Linked DNA regions of Homo sapiens: region 2 is linked to region 1. A link is a loop called in an ENCODE intact Hi-C map of the cell type or tissue named here. Cell type or tissue: A673. All regions are shown on one strand.

Evidence for each region. Peaks named below come from ENCODE experiments on the same cell type or tissue, not always from the same donor. Only the 100,000 strongest peaks of a DNase experiment are listed, where the experiment ranks them.
Region 2: a loop joins it to region 1, with 2.1 times the contacts of the local background. A loop is called at or near these places in 2 of 110 quality-filtered maps.

What each region holds. Positions count from the first base shown.
Region 1 is chr11:100,235,354-100,243,353 of GRCh38, reverse strand. All of the region lies in intron 16 of CNTN5 (contactin 5), which reads right to left. Among named protein-coding and RNA genes, the nearest start is that of ARHGAP42, 450 kb to the left of the region's middle. In A673, no CTCF peak of the experiment used is centred here; a DNase peak (open chromatin) is centred at 3,103.
Region 2 is chr11:100,558,220-100,566,219 of GRCh38, reverse strand. No RefSeq gene overlaps it. Among named protein-coding and RNA genes, the nearest start is that of ARHGAP42, 130 kb to the left of the region's middle. In A673, no CTCF peak of the experiment used is centred here; a DNase peak (open chromatin) is centred at 3,929; H3K27ac peaks cover 300 bases.

The sequences.
Region 1 (8,000 bases):
GTTGATGTATCAACTGATAGTATAGCAACTCCCCTCTTGCACATAAAATGTCAGTGAACACTGAAGCCTTTGGTTTAGATTTTCTAATTTCTTTGCTATACACTCCCTGTAGCCAGAATTCAGCATCTGAATCGTTCTTTGCTATCTGCATTTAATTTTTAATATTTGGATCATGTTTCTTGTGGGAGTGAGTGTATATGTGTGTGTCTGTGTGTGCACACGCACGTGCACACTACAAAGAACAGGGTGAGGTGGAAAGTAGGATGCAGCGTGAGAAAATTCTGAAGGATTACAGAGGTGGAAGTGCCAAGCTTCAAAGGGAATTCCTAAAAACCCTCTCCTACCACACCATTCTCAGGTATCTTACCCTTTTATTTCGCGGTATCTGCTGGTCTGTCTTATTGACAAGTTATCAGACATGACAATACATTTAATATTAAATGCCTATGATTATTGTTTATTCAATGACTGCTCCATGTTCTTTCCATGTTTCCTCCTTTGTCTGATTTTTAAAAATGTAATTAGTCTCTTTGGGGAAAAGGGGTTACATATTCATTCATTTGTATAGTTAATCTGGTTTAGATCTGTGTCCTCACCCAAATCTCATGTCAAATTGTAATCCCTATTGTTGGACGTAGGGTCTGGTAGGAGGTGACTGGATCATGCAGGCAATTTCTCATGGTTTAACACCATCCCCCTTGGTGCTGTCGTGGTGGTGAGTTCTCCTGAGATCTGGTTGTTTACAAGTGTGTAGCAGCACCGCCATCACTCTCTTACTCCTGCTCTGGCCATGTAAGATGTGCCTGCTTCCCTTTTGCATTCCACCATGATTGTAAGTTTCCTGAGGCCTCCTCAGCCATACTTCCTGTACAGCCTGTGGAACTGTGAGCCAATTAAACCACTTTTCTCAGGTTAAGGTAGTAAACAAGATAGGGAAGGTGACTGCTTATGACTTTTAAAGAGAAGAAAGTCAATAAACAAGTGAAAGATAATTTCAGATAGTAACAAACGCAATGAAGAAAAAAAAGTGGTGAAAATTGGATGGGGAAGAGGTAGGCAACATTTGATAGGGAGTTGAGAAATAAATAAGAAGGAGCCAGCCAGCCACATAAACAATATGGGCAAGAGTTTTCCAGGCAGAGAACAGCAATGGCAAAATTTGTAAGTGTTAATGAGTATGGCAATTGGAGCATAGCAAAGCAAGAGGAGAGTGGAGGTGATAATGTCAGAAAGATTAGCAAGTGCCAGTTTATACAGGGATTAGAAGGCAATAGCAAGGAACTTGGATTTTATTTTGAGTGTGAATCAGAAGCCACTGGATAGCATATGAGAGAAGTCCAAAGAAAGAAGCCATTGAAACGATAAGGCAAACATTTGATGAAAGCTCTCAAAGGCTGTAGGACTGTTTTGGGGAAAATCTAAATCATTAAAAACATATGAGTATTTTTTCTTAGCAGTAAGGTTTTGTAACAAATGTAAATTGTGATGCTTCAGGCAGTTACTTTTTCAGTAGATTCTGTCAGCATGGTTTCAATGACAGTGATAGTTTCTGAGGATCCTTTGCATGCTGGTCTCTTGCGGTCTTACTTAGAGCATGATTATTTTTCCATTTGCATTGTAAGCAAAAGCAAAAATTAAACCATCCTTTCCCCACACAAGCCTTATACAAAGAAATTTAATGACATTGATCCTGATAAGTATAATTTGTGAATATGTGATTGTCGTTTGAAGACTTGAACTCTGATGCCTTCATTTTGTATGTAGCTCTGTAATAGGTTCAGACTAGTGAGTTGTGAGCCAAAAGGACTTGTGTCATTTTTGGCTGAAGCTTTTAATTGCCAACGTAAGACTCCCTAGAGCACTATGTTTAAAAGTTTATTTAATAATGTTTTTTCCTTTTTATAAAAACAAACACTTCCTGGTCAGTTATCACAAACTTCAGGTGAAAGGTAAATTAATCAAGATTTCCAGGCAGTAAAGTAGGCATAAATATTTAATGTAGTTTTACATGAGTTGAAGTTGTAGACACTTGTAGACACTTTATATAGTCCACTATAAAAGTAATGCTGTCCATCCATCGAAGGTGATCCTGAAATGGAAAACAGATATTTTAGGATGTATTTTTACAAACTGGTACGAATAATTACAAATAGGTAACTTGTTTATTTAAAACTTCACGCAACCTAGATGCTATCCTGAAATTTATTTATTAAACTACTATTGCATAAACACTAAGAACAGATGAGCTAATGAAATCCTGTAGGAAAATACCATATGAGGTGCTAAAATATGGAAAGTACCATGTTTGTACAAAGTTTTCTATAAATCCAATATTGGGTTTACTGTGTATGTGTCATTAGAATTCTGCAATGCAGACTAACATCAAGAAAATAAAGTGTGGCTATATGGACTTTTACATTTGTTCAGTCTCACTATTCACTTATTAATGATTAATAGATATCCTTGTAACTTATTTTCACAAACCTATCACAGAGTAAATTTGAAATTGTTATTTCCAATGACACACTAGGACAACACATTTATAAAGTCATTCTCTTTAAGACAGGTGCAACCTTGACAATATATGGGTAAACTCTAGGGCACTTTAAAAAATATTCTTCTTCTGCAGTATAAATTTGTACTTGCTTTATTTATTTAGATTCTCATGATTTTTCTGGAAACCAACATGTTCTACAAGACATGTTTCATGATCATGGAAATAAGCCAAAGTTGACAAACATGTATCTGGGCTCATTAATTTTATATTTAACTAAATGAGCAAATCAATATTCTCCTAAGGACTTGAAAAACAATGAATATTACACACTAAGTGCTTAACTTAGGCAATGACTGATATATAGTGGAGAAAGAACTGTCAGTGGTTTCCTGATGGCTACTAGCTTATGCTCTGAGGATTTCTGCTATACAACTGTAGGAAGAACATTTACCATTATGCAGTGTGCCATTGGAGTTCAGCACAGACTGAAAGATGACTGCTGTCATACGGTGACAGTGAACTTGGTACTATCCCGATGCCACCATCTAACTCATTTGGAGAAATGGAGACAGTGGGTTATTGCAGAAGCACTTAAATAGAGCAGTCCCTGGCGGGGGTCGGGGGGTGTGGGGCGGGGTGTTGATAATTTGTAACAGATGTTCCATATAATGGATGGATTACAGGGAGAGTGTCTGTAATGCAGACTATCTTGTTCAGTGAGGTATGATTGATGCTGCTTATTATCTTGACTTAACATCTGTGAGCTGAAGTTTTGAAACAAATATGTGAGCTTTGATTTACTGATTCATACAGATCAGGTGATAAAACATCTTTGCAACAGTGATTAAGTATTTCAAATGAAGTTTACTAATAACAGTTCTATTTCTTGAGTTAGTATGAAAGAAATAATTATATGAATCAATAACCTCTTGAGCAAAACATATAATTCAAGCAGGCTTGTTTTATGCCATTCTTTTTTTGTGATTAATGAACATTTAAATTAACCAAATCAGAGTGCTGACAAATGAGAATGCTGACACTTCAGTATAATTACCCTATGTAACTTGCAAAATATTTCCTTTTCTTGAGATTTTGTATGTTTGTCCTAGAATGTTTTACAGTTAAAGACAATTCTAGAATAACTTGAAAGTCATTCACACTATTCGGTTTTATTGTTTAAAAAATCTGACTATTTTATTTGATTATTCTACTTTGCAATTATTTTCAAATCTTTTAGTGTCATTGGTGGTGTTTTGAAAGGCTTTCTACTCTTTATTATAATTTTTGCATTGCTTTACTGTCAACTGAAGGTATGGCAAAGTCCTATGTAAACATTAACAGAATGCATATTTACATTTTATAAATATTGAATACTGTGATTTAGCTCCATTTTATAATAAATATTTATTTCTTATTTTATGTGATATAAACCTGATGACTATTACATAGGCATATAGTGATGATTATCACTGATATGAAAGCAGTACCCTTGAACTATGACCTCTAAATATGACGTGGTCTACACATATTATCTAGAATGAAATATAATTTATATATTTAACTTTCTTTTTACTCAATTATATCTTCTTGGTGATTTTGTTTAACTACACTTGAAGCTCTTCAGTGTTTACTTCACACATGAAAAGTCCTTCTGTAAACTAAGATATCCATTACAATTTTGCTCAAGGATGGATGTCAACACAATGGAATATTTAATAATATAAATAGATGTTAATATGTGCAACCAACTTCAGGAAACGAATGCAAGATTTCATCAGCTCAGTTAACTGAATATACTGAGATGGCCCTAATGGTGATTCACAGCTCATCCTAATGACAGCAAACTGACAGAGAACCCAATTATGCCAAGCCTATCAACGTGCCAATCTGAGACATGTTCAGTATTCAAATGCCTGAGGAAGGAGAGGTAGTCAAAATGTACTCTATCACCATTAGAATGTATTATCAAATTGTAATTAAATAAGATGGACACAACAATCAGAATATTATTGGATATTTCTGTCAATAGATAATGAGCTTAGATCACCTATTGGAGAAATATAGACTATTTCCCTCCTATGAATACCATAAAGAACAATGGTTCAGCTATTTAATCTTAAAGATAAGGGACATGGAAATTCTTCCTAGATTTGAGAATATCAACAATATCTACCAGTTACCAAAAACCAATTTACTGTTTGTAACCTCATTTCATTCTTTTATGTAAACCAGAAAATTAAATATTATTTTCCCCTCTTCTTCTTCTTCTTTTTCCTCTCCTCTTTCTTCCTCCTCCTCTTCTTCCCCCTCCTCCTCCTCCTCTTCTACCCCCTCCTCCTCTTCCCCCTTCTCCTCCTCCTGCTGCTGCTGCTTCTGCTTCTCCTCCTTTTCCCTCTTCTCTTTCGCCTTCTCCTTCTTCTTTCTCCTTTTTTTTTTTTTTTTTTTTTTGACAAGTGAGGAGATTAAGTCCAAAAGAGGTAGGATGACTTGCCTGATTATTTAGTTAGTGCCAGAGTGAGAATAAAATCCCATCCTGGGTTATTTTTCTAATGCTATACTGATTGGTTGGGTAAACAGATTATCAGGCATTTTAAAAATTTTGAGTCATTTTTTAATTAAACTACTGAAATTCAACTAATATTTACTAAGTAAGTATCAGCAATAGACTAAACCCAGTGCTAAATGTTCTGGTAATCCAAAGACCTTGATTCTACATTTGCAGCAAAGATACAAGCAGACCTTTTCTCCACTACTTTTTGCTCACCTTGAATTTATGCACCTTTACTTTTCCACTCCCATAAATAACCTGAGAATTACCCTTTATATCTCATCTTTACAATGCCTACCCATTTTGAATCTTGTAGAGGTTTCTTTCATAATGAACTGTTTTTTCTAAAGCTAGGAACTATTTTTCCCATCTTCCTAATTTGTTAGGTACCCCAGCAGATTCATAAGTTTCTAAAGGTAAATTTACTGATATACTCAATCAATAATACAGAGTAGAGACCTATGTACTCATGACAGCCAATCTTTACATGTAATGTTCTATGAAATCAGATTTTTCCCATACATACTAAGCAATAATATTTATATATTTTAGTTTTGTAAAATGAAAGAGGAGAGAAATTTATTTAAAAGATTTTTAACCAAGAAAAAGCCTTTTTTTTCTTGGCATTAAAAAGAATCATCTGGTGTTCAGTTTTTTTCCCCTACTCTTTCACCTCACTTGCTGTAACTCATTAGAGAGCTAATCGTCTTTGTAATTCCAAATTAAGGAGTACTTAGTGAAACGGAGACATTACCTTTGCCAGGTGTTTGGGAGGACAAAATTCAATCTGCAGTAAAAGTCAGCAAAAGTTTCTTCCAATTAACGCTAGTCCTTCCTCTGTTCAATCTGCATGGATTTTGTATTGTTCAGTGAAGAAGCATTCTGGGACCAGACTACATCGTATGTAGTGTTACACCAAATCAAGAAAATAATTAAGAATTTAGTATTTTGGAACACAGACTGAAATAAAGTACGATTGGGGAATAGAGACTAGAGTGAACTTACCAATTTTACTTTTGTCTTCTTAGGAGATGTGACCAGTCAGTCAGTGGGTTGCCTTTCAGAGTAACTTCTACTTGGAACTTGAATTCTTTCTTTTCTTTTTTTTTTTTTTTTTTTTGAGACGGAGTCTTGCTCTGTCGCCCAGGCTGGAGTGCAGTGCTGTGATCTCGGCTCACTGCAAGCTCTGCCTCCCGGGTTCACGCCATTCTCCTGCCTCAGCCTCCCCAGTAGCTGGGACTAGAGGCGCCCACCACCACACCTGGCTAATTTTTTGTATTTTTAGTAGAGACGGGGTTTCACTGTGTTAGCCAGGATTGTCTCCATCTTCTGACCTCGTGATCCACCCGCCTTGGCCTCCCAAAGTGCTGGGATTACAGGCGTGAGCCACCGCGCCCAGCGGAGTTCTTTCTTGGTGACCACATTTGGGTTGTCAAAAACAGGCCATATGAAGTGTATATTCCCTAAAAGGCTGTACATTCCAGGCTTTACAATTGTAGGAGATCAGTGAGAGAGGTGAGAGAAACTATAGGGAAAGGAGCAGGCCTTCTGAAAGGCCAGAAGGCTCTGCATAGCTTCGGGGGAGAATAGCTGAAGGCAATGCAGGCAATCAGAGGAAAGGCAGCTACAGTCGGGGAACTTATAGGAGCATGTCAGCTAGTGGAGACTGAAACACACAAAGCCAGATATTGGCTGTGGCATTAAAGCCTCCTAAAGTGAAATGGGAGAAAAACCCAAATTGTTTTCTATGCTGAGAGCCAGGTCATGTGAAGCAGGAATGCCCCAATAGTAAAGACCAAAGTCACTCAGGAAAAGAACCCCCTTTTATATGCCCCCAATGTAAAAAGGGGAAACATTGGGCAAATCTCTGCAAGTCAAAATTTGATAAAAATGGCAATCCCCTAAGCAGTCAGGCGGGAAACTTCATGAGGGGCCAGCCTCCATGTCCTGTTCCAAACTGGGGCAATGCCAGCGGCTTTCCTCGGTCAGATGGAAGGCCCACAGTCCTCTCTCTCAGAGCAGCCAGCTCTGGGAGTGCAGGACTGGACTTAACGCTGCCCCAATGAGTGAGTGCTTAAAGAAGGAGTAGGTACAAGGGAGTGTGGGGGAATTTATCTTAAACAGCCTTGTTTATTTATGTTGACTAGGAATTGACCTTTGATCATCCGTGCACGTGATGTTCCCTGAACAGGGAAAAATAAATGTTAATTACCTACAGGTTATATGGACTCCAGGTTTTTGGCATTGTGCCTGCACTGAATAAAAGCAAGCAGCTCCAGCTTCTCAGGGCTCCTCTCTGGCCACTAGAGTCAGGCAATCACCTAGCTGCTCTTACACTGCATACCTGTGTCTGAGTACTCATTTCATTCGTAGGCCAGGGTCTGTGGGACAGACCTGGCAGGTGGTGCCCCATGTGAGGAATGCTGCAATGGATTGTGACGGAACCCTCAAAAAACGAAAGTGAAGTGAGTGGGCAGTAAGTAATTGGTACCCACTGGGGATTTCCAAGTTCGAGGGCATTCATCATGGGACAACAGTATATAAAAGTATTGAAACAGCTGCTTAAAGCTAGCAGAGCCTTGGTCTCTGAAGCCCAATTAAGCGACCTAATGCAAACTGTTGTTTTTCCATAACCCATGGTTCCCAGAAGAAGGCACACTAGACCTAGAGCTCTGGGAACAAGTGGGAAGAAATCTTAAAAGACATAATGTACAAGGGCAATGGGTCCCAGTAATATCTTTAACATTATGGGCCTTAGTTAGGGCTGCTTTGGCCCTGCTCTACACGGAAGAGCCTAAAAAGGGAGGGGAGGAAGAACCATCATCTACCTTACCGCCTCCTCCTCCCTCAGCATACTCCTCGCCCTCTGCCTCAGGGTCAGAGAACAGCTGCCTTCAGCTATTCTCCCTGAAGCTATGCAGAGCCTTCCAACCTTTCAGAAGGCCTGCTCCTTTC
Region 2 (8,000 bases), 320 kb before region 1:
TTTTTTTTCTTAAAAAAGTATGAAGAGCAATTTGCTTTCTGGTCCAAAGTAGGCACTTCCATTTATCTTATCCTAGGCTCAAACAGTGCTAACCATACGTGAAGCACAGAGAATTGGACTTAACCGAGAGGGACACGCTGACACTTAAAAATAATGGTAGGCCTGCCTGGAAGTGGTAGGGAAAACTCATGAAGAAATGGAAAACCTGGAAGGGAGAGTTTGGTTTTGTTACAGAATGAAGAGATAGAAAAAGGGTGTCTAGGGTTTTACTGTGGTGAGAGGTTACTGGAAGCCTGGACATTTTGAAAGATGAAAAAAGGAAAGTCCAGAGGAGGGGCTTATGGTAAGGGATTCCGAGGTCCCACTGCGGAGAACACCAGGCACCCAGGCTGTGCCAGTGACCAGAGGTTCATGGACGCCTGCTGGCATCAACAGAGAATTTATTTGTGATCACAATTATTACCAGATTTGATGTGCTGTTTCAGAGGTAATATTTTACCATCAAAATTTGAAAATTATCCATAGCATATGTTGATTTGAGAGTAATTAATAAAGATAGATAATCAAAATGATAATAAATACCATTTATTTTGTATCTTAAGGAAGTGTAAAGATATCTCTTTTTATAAAAATGAGATGATAAATTCTTACATTGGTGTACTGGCTTTTCTCCTACAAATAATCTATAAATGTCTTTTTGGTAGCATGGATTTTGGGATGTGGACTACCAATTTGGTAATATCTCTGTTTACTTTCAATTCCAACCATAGGTAATCAAATCAGGATGTTGTCTGGATAGGCTAAGGAGACACACTTCCTCTTCATGCCTCTGGTAACTCACTACCACTCAATGTGCCCTCAGGATCCAGTAAAGCATTGGTTCTCCGTAGTCAGAGAAAGAATGGAACCACCTAAAGGAGCATGCAGAAACTAGGAAAAAACAGCTGTAAATGTAGGGAACTGTAGAAGAATATTCTAGAATTGGAATGCTGAAAGGGAGGTGGGAATTAGAACTTGCTGTGCTAGGAAGGAGAAATAACAAGGAAAGAGGGGCTTTCTGTTCAATAGTAACAGCTACGGAAGCCCAGGAATTTAAAAAAATAAGGCAAAGCACAATATTTCAGATGAGTACATGGGAAAAGATCATTGTATCATTTTTTTCTTCCTGTCCCTGCAGCACCCAGTGTAGGAAGCACTGCTCATTTCCTGAGGTAGGGGTACATTCCAAGCACCATGAAGATAGCCTTATATTTAATGAGTTTATTTATAAATAACGAGTGTCAGTTAATAGCAGAGTTTATATCAAATTCACTTTCAAAGGTATGATTTTGTCTTAGGCTACTCTTACTTTCTTTTACCTTTCTTCCCCGAGCAGGTCACAATACCTGGGATGATCAGCCTCTGATCTCCCTTCTTGCTGTGGTTTGGGTATGGTTTGTTTGTCCCCACTAAATCTCATGTTGAAATTTGACCTCCAGTGAAGTGTGGGGCCTAGTGGAGGGTGTTTGGGTCATGAGAGTGGACATCTCATGAGTGAGTTGGTGCCCTTCTTGGTAGTGAGTTCTCAATCCTGCAAGACTGGATTGGTACTCAGGAACATGGGTTTGTTCCTGAGAGACTGGTTTGTTACAAAGCCTGGACACCTCTTGGGTTTGTGCTCTCTTCACGTGTGCTGCTTCCCCTTTGACCCTCTCTGCTGTTAGATACAGCACAAATGACCTCACCAGAAGCTGCACAGATGCTGGTGCCACGCTTCTTGTACAGCCTGAAGAACTTTGAGCCAAATAAACCTCTTTTCTTTAGAAATTACCCAGCCTCATGTATTCCTGTACAGCAACACAAAACAGACTAAAATGCTTCCTTCCTCCTCCCCCGAAGACCTCCATGTGACAGGTGTCCTACCTTATACCCTGAAGGAAGGAATGCCTCAGGGATGCCAAGAAGAATCTGAATAAACAGGCCTTGCTAAATTTATTTTATCCCAGTTTATTGCCATTAGATTATATAATTTACCCCAGTTTATTGCCATTAGATTATACCATAGTTTACTGCCATATAGATTATTTATTTTAGCCCAACTTATTGCCATTAGATATAAAACTTATCCCGCTTTATTGCCATTAGATTATACCCTTTTGTCCTTTAATCACACTCCTGCGTGACTGTCCATAAAAACACACAGATTTCCCCATTTCTTTGGGCCGTCATTTCTGACATCTGTCACATAAAAATTAGATTAAACAAATTTGCATGCTTTTCTCTTGTTAATCTATCTTTTGTTATAGGAGTCTTAGACGTGAACCTTGTAATGAATAAGAAAAAGACATTACTTTTTCTCCTCTGCAATCATAAAAGCATAGGTATTTGTTTTCACATATGAGGAGAAGCTGTAAGCACGCTGTTGGTGACATCAGTCTGGAGGAGTGCTGTTCCCGTGGCAGTGTTTCTTTAACCACTAGTAATTAGCTCAAGGCATTTTTCATGAATTGGTCAGGAAGCCATACTTTTGCTTCTCAACTGCAGACAATCAGTACCATTCCACCTATCCTCAGGCGAAAGCAGAGCACTGTCAGCTCTGTATGTGGTGAGGAAAGGACTGTTCTGTCTTCAAGGGGCATGCTGAATTTTAAAACCCAGCTGGAGTGTCCTAAAAAAGTGGAAGAACACTAAAGGGAACGGAACACTAGAAAGAAGAGTCAGGTCAGGAAACAGGATAGATAAAGAAAATCCTGGGCTTCCACTGTGGATAGCGAAGGTTACCCACAATCTAAAGCCCTCCAAAAGCTAAGGCAAGAGCCGGTTTTACGGAGGGGCACATGCCACAGTTATTAGGCCCCATCCTTGTCTAGTACAGTATTACTTGTCTAGTATAGTAGAGTAGTGCCTACTCTGAGAGTAATGGAACGCATAGATTGAGCAGGATAATGGTAAGTTTAACAATATTATATGTATTTATAAATGGCCACAATGAACTCTAGTGGGCGGCTGGATCTCAGTTTCAGTGCTACCGTGGGAAAAGGATTTCTGAACCATATCCTACAACCAACATAATTATGAGAGTCAAACCAAGTATGGCAGTGGTGCAGCAAACATTTACCTTTTAAATTTTTTTTCCCCAGCTCTGTCAGGATTCTCTCTGGCCAGTGAGTGTTGCAGGCAGCTGCATACCCTGTAGGGGAGTCAGGGGTGAGGAAAAAGCCAGGCCGAGGTGGGCTGCATTTGCTCCAGCTCTGTGCAGCTACCTCACTTCCACCGTTTCTGAAATCTTGGCCGGCCAATTGGGAAGATGCAGCGGGGTGTTCATGTGTATGTAGTCTCTTCCTGACAATATGTAACCCACCTGCAGTTATAATTTTACCTTTTTAATGTTTAAAATAAGTCACACAGGTTTATTTAAGGGGAAAAAACAACAACTAGGGAACACTGATGAGCAAAAAGAAAAATTTATTTGTGGTGATCCAAGTTAAAGATAGTAATATAGGCATATTTTTACAAATGGAATCTTCTTATATATATGTTTATATTCTGCTTTTTCTGGTAGTATGGATTGAGACTCTCTTATGTCTCACATTATATTTGAATTACACTGAAAACATGGTGTTGTTTCTTCTTTATGCTGTTCTGTAACCAATATTACCCACTGCAAAATTTTATTTTCCTGTGGAGGCAGTCATAATTCCCTTTCCTGTCCCATGAAAGGCAATAACACCCACAGTCTTCAAGATCCAACAAAATGATGTTAGACAAAGAATGAGATCTTCTAGAACTGAGTTCCAGAGGGAACTGCATGAAAAGGGTAGCAGAATCACAGAAGGAAATAGAGAGCTGGAAGAGCCAGTTCTTCTTGCAACAGTTTAGAGAGGCAGAGAGAAAAGACTGGACCTTCTCTGGGGTATTGAAGTTTATTCAAATCCCACACAATGCAAAAACTGCGGAGAGCCAACACATTGCAGAGGAATGTGTTGGGCCACCAGCCAGAAGTTAATAAACACTAATGGATGGTTCTGATGAATGATGTGTTCACAGAGGTCATTTATTTATAACTCCACAACAGAGAGATATTTTACTTTCAAACTTCAAAAATCACACGAGTAATACATGTTAATTTGAGAATAGACAAATACAATGAAGAAAATCATTATTCTAATATGTGATCCATTATGATAATACTATACCTTATTTCTTTTTCAAAACTGGGATTATATTGTACATTGTATCTATAGTCTGTTTTCTCTATCTTTGTATCTATTTATTTTTCAGTTGCATTATAACTCATTTTTCTATTTGCTCTGAAAAGATGATCATTGAAATTCCATAAACTCCAGGTGCTTCAATATCCCCAGCTGCCTTCGTTCCTTAACTTACAGAGTCTTGACTGCTTAATCATTCCCTCAATTCTATGAGATACCCCAAACTTTTAAATATAATCTTCCTTCTATTTAAAGTCTGCAGAGTCACTTTGTGGTGTTTGATACCAAATTTTAAGCAACATATACAAGAATTACGGGAAAGATGAAGAAAAACAGGAAGGCACTCAGGCCTAGTGAAAACTGTTGCTCTTCATGGGGCAAGTTGAAGTCAAAAAGCAAATAAACCTTCATCTGAAACTGCATAAAAAGGAAAGATAAACTTACAGAAAAACAGAACACCATTAAAAGGAGAAGCAGATCTGCCTGCAGTTGGAAAAGAAATTAGAAAATGGAGAGTCAGCAATTTCATTAACTTAGTGAATTAACTTAGAGCTTAAAAACTTCAGAGCTTAAAAGTTTTTTTTAAAAAGGCAAGATTTTGAGAGGAGTATAAAGTCTAGGACTCACTAAGGATATTAGTGTGGGAAGAACCAAACAACAGTAACCTTAGATCAGAAAATCTCTGAATATTTTCCAGCTGGAAAAACTTCCCTTGCAAGAGAACATTTACTGGATAAAATACCAGGGAAGAGGCAGAGCATTGGTCAATGTAGCAACAGAGATAAGAATAAGAATCATTTCCCCAAGAAGATTTCAAAAAAATATACTGTATTTTGCAGATATTCTAAATTAAGCATAAAGAGAGCAGGAGGCTCTATTTCCCTTAAAATAAAGTACAAGTTTTTATTAAAGTATAAAAGTTCACTAAAAAATTAACTTAAAATTGCCACTTCAGAAGGAAGATCTTGTAAACTTATTAGCCCTTTTTACATGACTTGTCATATTTCTCATTTAGTTTTATTAAAGGGACGGGGAGACCACTTTGAATTAAACTAATATGTATATGCAGATAAAATTGGATGCAGTCTCTAGGGTGATTCCATCTTCTCCTAAGAAAAAAAATTTGTAGGGGAAAAGACCATATTTGGATCTTTTACACTGTGTGTGCCAGGCTGGGAACCTAAATTTGTCCCTTGTCTCTTATACTGCCCTCAGATTAGGTTTTGTATGTCTGCCTGTGGTTGGCCTGTGTCCCATTCTATCAAGTTTCATGCTTGCTACTGTATTTACTGCCAATCAATGTTCAGAGTGTACTAGGGCGCTAATGGATCTTGATCAGCGATCTCAATTTCTCAACCTTCTCAGCCATTATATGCTGTACTTTTAGAAACAGGTATTTATATTTCCAAGCTGGCATACAGGAAGGCACATTCATTGATAATAAGGAGTCAAGGAGAAGTTAAAATAGACTTCTGACTGTCTTTTGCTTTTCAGAAGCAATTACTATCATTGGACTCAATTCTGCCAGTAGACAGAGTTAAGTTAGTTTTAGAATAGAAGTTGAGTAGGCAGTTAAATGCCTGGACTTTGCCTTTACTTTTTTTTCCCCCTCTAAGATACAGCAGGGACAAAAATGAGAGTAATCAGTCTACTGGATTCCTTTGAACACATTAACTTTCAGATGGGAGGAAGAGAGGTGAACGGTCACTGGAGCCTCTTTGAAGCTTCATGCTAGAGCAAAGATAGGAGGTGGAAAAAGAAGTGGGAAAAGGGGAAAGATAAGGTTGAAGAAAAGGTGATTGATTTTATTTTTTCCAGGCACGGTTCCCCAGTTATACATGAGGAAAAGAAAAAAAAATACTTTAATTTCCTTGAGCAGAATCCCCCAATGATATGGAAGGATTCTTAATGAGCTTAAGTTAATTAAAGCCACACCAGAAATTGACTATGCTTTCTAAATATTCTTTGATATGATATTGTGGATTTTCTTTTACTTTATAGTGTATGTTTCACTGAAAAGTTCCAACCTTGTTTCCGCCAAGGTAAAAGGAAAAGATGATTTTCTATTCATTCAAGTGTCATGATTTTAAGCTGTTCATGACAAACCTGCCAACAGATCCAAGGTGCTCAGTTAAGAATTCCAGGTTAGGTAAAAAACTTGGAGACAGTTAAATACAAGAACAGATTTTGAGGCAAGAAGCAAGATAGAAATGGAATGAAAAGACCATTTTTTCCTGAGAATAGGATTGGGATGCCCAGAACTCCTTTATATCAGGTGCTAGTGTCCAACTGTCTGTGTTCCATTGTAAACAAAGTTACTTTTGGAGTAAATTTATAGCCTTGCCTGAGGTTACTTCTGTGGGTCATCTCTGGGATGAGGTGGCATGATATTCTGTTTATGCTCACTTTTTTTCTTTGCTTCTTAGCTTTTATAAAAGGAGGCCAACTCTACCCCCAGCATGGTCAATTATTAGTATACTTTGCTCCATACTTAATTGGCCCCAAAAACTAAGGACTTCAAGTGCTGGTCAAGGAATATAACTTTAAATACATAGTTGCCAGATAGCTACTAGGCAACTACCCCAAGAGAGTATTTCTCTAGAGAAATGAAACTTTGATATACTATTTACTATTGATTAGGGCTTGAATTCTGCATAGTAAGCAGACTGATAAATTATAAATGATTTTTATCAATAGAGATGTAAATTTATTCTCTCAGTAGAAAAACCTAAACCCCAAGCTTGTGGTTTTATTGCCCTATAGGTCATAAACCAGTTTTTATAATAAAAGCCAAATTTATCAAACCTGTTTCATCACTACCTTCCTTTTTTTTTTTTTTTTTTTTTTTGAGACAGAGTCTCGTTCCATTGCCCAGGCTGGAGTGCAGTGGTGCGATCTCAGCTCACTGCAGCCTCTGCCTCTTGGGCTCAATGAATTCTCCTGCCTCAGCCTCCCAAGTAGTTGAGACTACAGGTATGCACCATGTCCGGCTAATTGTTTTTTTTTTTTTTTTTTTTTTTTTTTTGGGAATTTTAGGAAAGGGGGGGTTTGCCATATTGGCCAGGCTGCTCTCAAACTCCTGACCTCAAGTGATCTGCCCACCTCGGCCTACCAAAGTGCTGGGATTACAGGTGTGAGCCACCGCACCCAGCCCATCATTGCCTTCCTGAATGCCTATATAAACCTCTGTTCTGCAAATGCTCTTTGAACCAGCTTTACTATCCTGCTGGTCCTGTCTCTGATGCATTAAACAAATCTTTGACACATTTACCAAATATTTGAATGAGAGTTAACATTTTGAAAGGTGTACTTTGACAACGTCTTTCCCTACCTGCTCTGTGAAGGCTCATCTTACACTGTTTAAGGGTTTTCTTTGTGTCTCTTCTAAAGCTCTCTGTTCTTGGATCTCTATAAACCATATTCTTGCTTCTGAGGAATTTTATGAAAGGCAGGATGGTGTCACGGGAGATAATCAAATTTTAGAGTCAGACAGATACGAACTGATGTTGTGGTTTCCTGATCCATTAGATTTTCAATCCTGAACAGATCACTTCTCTGGCCATATTTTTCTCTAAGATAGAATTAATCACATCTACTTGGCAAAGGAATTGCTCAGGTGACTCATTTGTGAAGTGAGGAAGTCAAATTGGTTAACCTCCAAGGTCCTCTTCAGTTCTAAGATTCTGATTCCAACATTTAAGAACTTCTTATTCCCAGTTAACTTTTAAGAGTCAAAAATTTAAATGTGCAAAGTTCATTTATCTTGGTTCGATACTTGGTTATAGAGCAGCCACGGCAGATAGGGCAGGG